Regions from separate parts of the Homo sapiens genome. Here region 2 is linked to region 1. Evidence: read pairs that join two places in POLR2A ChIA-PET (ENCODE). Cell type or tissue: A673. All regions are shown on one strand. Each heading gives the region's core, and the rest is flanking DNA. Links, peaks and the distances in the headings are about the cores only. Region 1 has its middle 12 kb from the start of OASL. Region 2 overlaps P2RX7 (purinergic receptor P2X 7).

What was found. Peaks named below come from ENCODE experiments on the same cell type or tissue, not always from the same donor. Only the 100,000 strongest peaks of a DNase experiment are listed, where the experiment ranks them.
Region 2: POLR2A ChIA-PET joins it to region 1 with 13 read pairs; 2 of 35 experiments call an interaction of 5 or more read pairs at or near these places.

Annotation. Positions count from the first base shown.
Region 1 is chr12:121,049,372-121,052,289 of GRCh38, forward strand. No RefSeq gene overlaps it. Among named protein-coding and RNA genes, the nearest start is that of OASL, 12 kb to the left of the region's middle. In A673, for the core only: no CTCF peak of the experiment used is centred there; a DNase peak (open chromatin) is centred at 1,560.
Region 2 is chr12:121,179,325-121,182,242 of GRCh38, forward strand. P2RX7 (purinergic receptor P2X 7) reads left to right here. Exons shown (of 13, transcript NM_002562.6): 12 at 1,030-1,131. The region is part of intron 2 of LOC105370032 (a long non-coding RNA gene); the gene reads right to left. Among named protein-coding and RNA genes, the nearest start is that of P2RX4, 29 kb to the right of the region's middle. In A673, for the core only: no CTCF peak of the experiment used is centred there; no DNase peak of the experiment used is centred there.

The DNA.
Region 1 (2,918 bases), core at 217-2,716:
ATCCCAGCTACTAGAGAGGCTGAGGCAGGAGAATTGCTTGAACCCAGGTGGTGGAGGTTGCAGTGAGCAAAGATCATGACACTGCACTCCAGCCTGGGTGACAGAGCAAGACTCTGTATCAAAAAAAAAAAAAAAAATTATGAAGGACCTCCCCCTTCTCTCTCTTGCTCCTGCTCCAGCCATGATTGTAAGTTTCCTGAGGCTTCCCCAGAAGCGGAAGTTGCAATGCTTCCTGTACAGGCTGCAGAAGTGTGAGCCAATTAAACCTCTTTTCTTCGTAAATTACCCAGTCTCAGGTGTTTCTTTATAGCAGTGTGAGACCAGACTAATGCAGTCAATTCCCCTAATAAATCCCCTCTTCTTTATCTACACATATACCCTACTGGTTCTGTTTCCATGGAGAACCCTGACTAACACGGTCCAGTTGTACCTAATGTTAGCTTCCCCTGGACTCTTACGGGCCATTATATGCTATTTATTTTGAATTTGTATTTGTATTTTTAGAGTCAGGGTCTCACTCTTTCACCCAGGCTGGGGTGTAGTGGCACAATCATAGCTCACTGTAACCTCCAATACCTGGGCTTATGTGATCCTCCTACCTCAGCCTCCCGAGTGGCTAGGACTATAGATGTGCGCTTACCACACCTACCTAACTTTTATATTTTTTGTAGATATGAGATCTCTGTGTTGCCCAGGCTGGTCTCAAACTCCTGGCCTCAAGTGATTTTCCTGCCTTGGCCTCCCAAAGTGCTGGGATTGTAGGTATGAGCCACCGCAGCCAGCCCATTCTACTTATTTTTGCATAAACTATTTTGAATGGGGTGTCTGTCACTTGCAACCCAAAATGTCCTTATGTTCCAGGAGTGAATGGACTGGAAGGATAAATGGGCAGAAAATTGAAGGCATCCACTAGGGAGTGACTGGCAGGCTTGACCATGGGGTCTGGGCTGGATAGAAAGGCAAGTAAACCAGGGTGTAGAAGAAATGGGTCAGTAGCCCAAGGTCCTTCCTCCTTGAAACCTTAAGACTTCCTTCTCTGAATCTCTTCTTGGAGCTGAATGAAATTCACTGGTAGCCTCCTGGTCTCCCCAGTGATACTGGGCTCTTGCTAACTCATATCAGCCTGTTTTCTATAGGCCCCTAGAATTCCACAGAATTGTGACCGCCTCCCTGTTTAAAAGTAGGAAAACTGTGGAGGCCCGTCCCTGATCATTACCATAATTCATCTCCTTGCATTCTGGCAAAACAGCTCAGTTGGACTTCTGGGTCTTAGGGACTTTCTCCTTGTGATATCTGGAGCACCACGGAATAAAGCTGCATCCAGTTTTCAACCTACCCAAAGGACAGAAACTTGCACAAAAATTGTCTCAATGCCTAATATCACAACATTTTCTCCATCCTCCTTCCTGACTCTAAAGCAGGAGGGAGATAGCTCCTGGGGATTCTGAAACCAACAGGCAAATGGCAAATGTTGTCAGGGATAAACATGCAAATTTATGCATAAAATATGAAAAACGCCAATGGTCAGAACTTAATCACATGGTCACACCCAGCTGCAAGGGAGGCTGGGAAATGTAGTCTTTAGCCTTTGGCAATGTGCCTAACTAAAAATTCTATTGCTATGGAAGAAAGGGAGAAAGGATATTGAGGGAAAATAGCAATTTCTGCCACAGCATGCATTCTGTTTTTGCCATGTTGGCCGTGGTATAGAACTAAGAGTGAGGGAACTTCCAGGACTGGAAAGAATACAACTCTTTAGAATTCCCTCTACTCCAACACGAGGATATGCAGGGAGAATTTGGAGGGGGCAGTGGAAGGAGCTAATAACAGCTGGTAGCTGTTGCATTTAGTGAGCACTGTGTGTTAGGCAGTGGGTGCAGAATTTCACCTGTGTCGTGTTGTTCCAGACCTCATCCAATACCTCATTCAGTCCTCCTTGAATTCATCCATTCATTCAACATGTATTTACGGAGCTCCTATTATGTGTTAGCCACTGTGCCAGGCACTGGGAGACAGCGCTGAATAAGACGGTCCTCCATTCCTGGTGAGTTTACAGCAAAGCAAAGTAGTCGCAGCATGAGCTTTGGAGCCAGAGTGTCTGGATTCAAATCCAAGTGTATTCATTGTGTGAATGTGGAAGTCATCTAAACTATTTGTGTCTCAGTTTCCCCACCTGGAAAATGAGGATGATAATAGGACCTACATCCTAAGCCTACTGTGGTGCTCCGAAGAAGGAATAGATGGAAAGTACTCAGCCCAGCACCTGACACATAGTTGGTGCTCAATGAATGTGAGCTATTATTCTAATGAGAAGACAAATCTCGAATTGGAATTTTAATGAGATGAGTGTGAACAGAAAGAAGAGCAGGGTTCACTGTTAGCAGTGGCTAGAAATCTGGGAGCCATTCTTTATTTTTTTTTTTTTTGAGATGGAGTCTTGCTCTGTTGCCCAGGCTGGAGTGCAGTGGTACAATCTCAGCTCACTGCAACCTCTGCCTCCCGGGTTCAAGTGATTCTCCTGCCTCAGTTTCCCTAGTAGCTAGGACTAGAGGTGCATGCCACCACGGCCTTTTTTTGTTGTTTTTTTTTTGTACTTTTAGTAGGTATGGGTTTTTGCCACATTGGCTGGGCTGGTCTCAAACTCCTGACCTCAGGTGATCCACCCGCCTCGGCCTCCCAAAGTGCTGGGATTACAGGTGTGAGCCACCGTGCCTGGCTGAGTCATTCTTTTTCCCAGATTATTCAGTTGAGATATAACTCACAAACAATAGAGCACACAGGTTTGAAGTGCAGTGGATGAGGATGATGGCACTTGCCACCAGATGCCCCTTCAGGACTGGGGCACTCATTTCCCAGCTGTTGGGAGTGTTGCTGCTAACAGCTCCTAGTTGAGTCCCTGCCAGAGCATTGCCCTCAGA
Region 2 (2,918 bases), core at 249-2,748, 130 kb after region 1:
CCCGTCTCTACTAAAAATACAAAAAATTAGCCAGGCATGGTGGCGCATGCCTGTAATCCCAGCTTCTCTAGAGGCTGAGGCAGGAGAATCGCTTGAACCCAGGAGGTGGAGGTTGTGGTGAGCCAGGATTGCGCCATTGCACTCCAGCCTGGGCAACAAGAGCGAAACTCCGTCTCAAAAAAAAAAAAAAAACAAAGACGATTTCTTTGTCTTTCCCTCATCCAAGAACATGATTGTCCTGTTCCAGCAGCTGATGCATAATTCACTGTCCATTGTATATGCATTCACAATTTGAAATAAAAGTTCATCTTTGCAGCTAAAACTAATCACCACTTCATGGCCCAAGATGAGATGAAATTTAACAAACATGTAAATAATTTAAGTTGCAATAGTACAAATTTCTGGAGATACTGAATCTAGAGTTACTGAAATTGACAGAATACAACAAAGAAATTTTATGCAGCAACTGGGGGGTCCAATGTAAAAACATTAAGCAGTAAGCTGTGGCTGTGTTGAATTTACAAGTTAAGATGCATGGGGTTCCGCCTGGCGTGGTGGCTCACTCCTGTAATCCCAGCACTTTGGTAGGCCAAGGCGGGCGGATCAACTGAGGTCAGGAGTTCAAGACCAGCCTGACCAACATGGAGAAACCCCGTCTCTACTAAAAATACAAAATTAGCTGGGCATGATGGTGCATGCCTGTAATCCCAGCTACTCAGGAGGCTGAGGCAGGAGAATCATTTGAACCTGGGAGGCGGAGGTTGCAGTGAGCCAAGATCATGCCATTGCACTCCAGCCTGGCAACAAGAGTGAACTCCAACTCAAAAAAAAAAAAAAAAAAAAGCATGGGGTTCCATTTCTGATTTATCTTTAGACTCAGAAATCATTAATTCTTGGTTAATGAGAGTTTTGAGCCAGCTTGTTCAATAGTCTATCATTTGGCAAATAGGAATTACAGTTGCCTTTAGATAGGCAATTCTTGATAATTCTGTACAAAAATGGGTAAACTTTCAAACCATCTTTTCCTAGACATTAAAGTATGTGTCCTTTGTGGATGAATCCCACATTAGGATGGTGAACCAGCAGCTACTAGGGAGAAGTCTGCAAGATGTCAAGGGCCAAGAAGTCCCAGTAAGTTAAATCATTTTGTCTTTTTTTTTTTTTTAAGAAAATTTACTGTTAAATATAAACACATCTAGAAACTTGTACAAATCAAAACTGATGGATTTTAACAAAGTAAACATACTCATATAACCGGCACTCAGATTAAACAATTGAAAATTACTAGCAGGAGTCCCTTTTATGCCCCCCTCCAATCACTACCCTCTCTTTCTCCTTTTTTAATTTTTAAAATTTGGCTGGGCACGGTGGCTCACACCTGCAATCCCAGCACTTTGGGAGGCCAAGGTGGGTGGATCACTTGAGGTCAGGAGTTCGAGACCAACCTAGCCAACATGGTGAAACCTCGTCTCTACTAAAAATACAAAAATTAGCCGGGTGGTGTGGTGGCACACATGTAATCCCAGCTACTCAGAAGGCTGAGGCAGGAGAACTGCTTGAACCCAGGAGGTGGAGGTTGCAGTGAGCCGAGATTGTGCCATTGCACTCCAGCCTGGGTGACAGAGCAAGACTCCATCTCAAAAAAAAAAAAGAAAAAAATGTATATTCTTAAATTACAAACGAGGTCTCACTATGTTGTCCAGGCTGGTCTCAAGCAGTCCTCCCACCTCAGCTGTACCAAGCCCACCAACTGCCCTCTCTTAAAAGTAGTCATTATCCTGTTTCCAAAGATTAATTTTACTTTGGCTAGAATTTTCTAAAAACTGAATCACGTAGTATGTAAGCGGTATATACGCGGTTGAGTGTCTGGCTTCCTTTACTCAACATTATTTTTGTGAGAGTTGTTCATGATGCCATGTATAGTTCATTCTCATTGTATAATTCTGTTTTATAAATATCCAACTTATTCAGCCATCCTACTGTTGATGGACATTTGGGTAGTGTCCAGTTTGGGGCTAATGCCAATAACGCTGCTATGCTCAACATATGGCACTCTACTGGACAGTTACCTAAGAGTGGAATTGCTGAGTCATAAGGCAGACATATGTTCGGTTTTAGGAGATACTAACAAACGGTGCTGAAAAATGGTTGTTCACATTTGCACTCTCCCCAGCAGTTCTGGTTGCTGGGCATCTTCAATTTCCTAGGGCTGAATTACCACAAACTAAGTGGCTTAAAACAACAGAAATGGCCAGGCATGGTGGCTCATGCCTGTAATCTCAGCACTTTGGGAGGCTGAGGCAGGCAGATCACCTGAGGTCAGGAGTTTGAGACCAGCCTGACCAACATGGAGAAACCCCATCTCTACTAAAAATACAAAAAAATAGCCAGGCATGGTGGCGGGCGACTGTAGTCCCAGCCACTCAGGAGGCTGAGGCAGGAGAATGGCATGAACCTGGGAGGCAGAGCTTGCAGTGAGCCAAGATTGCACCACTTTGAGAGGCCAAGGTGGGCGGATCACCTGAGGTCAGGAGTTCAGGAACAGCCTGGCCAACATGGCGAAACCCTGTCTCTATTAAAAATACAAAAATTAGCCAGGCGTGGTGGTGCACACCTGTAATCCCAGCTACTCAGGACGCTGAGGTGGGAGAATTGCTTGAACCTGGGAGGCAGAGGCTGCGGTTAGCTGAGATCACACCTCTGCACTCTAGCCTGGGCAACAGAACAAGCTCCATCTAAAAAAAAAAAAAAAAAAGTCTTTTCTGCTCCTTTTGAAATATCAGTGAGTTTTCTTCTTTTTTTCTGTTAGTTGAATTGTACTGATTGATTTTCAAATATTAAGCCAAACTTGCATTCCTGAAGTAAACTCAATTTGAATGTGTTGTACTATTCTTTGTATTTATTGCTGAATTCCATTC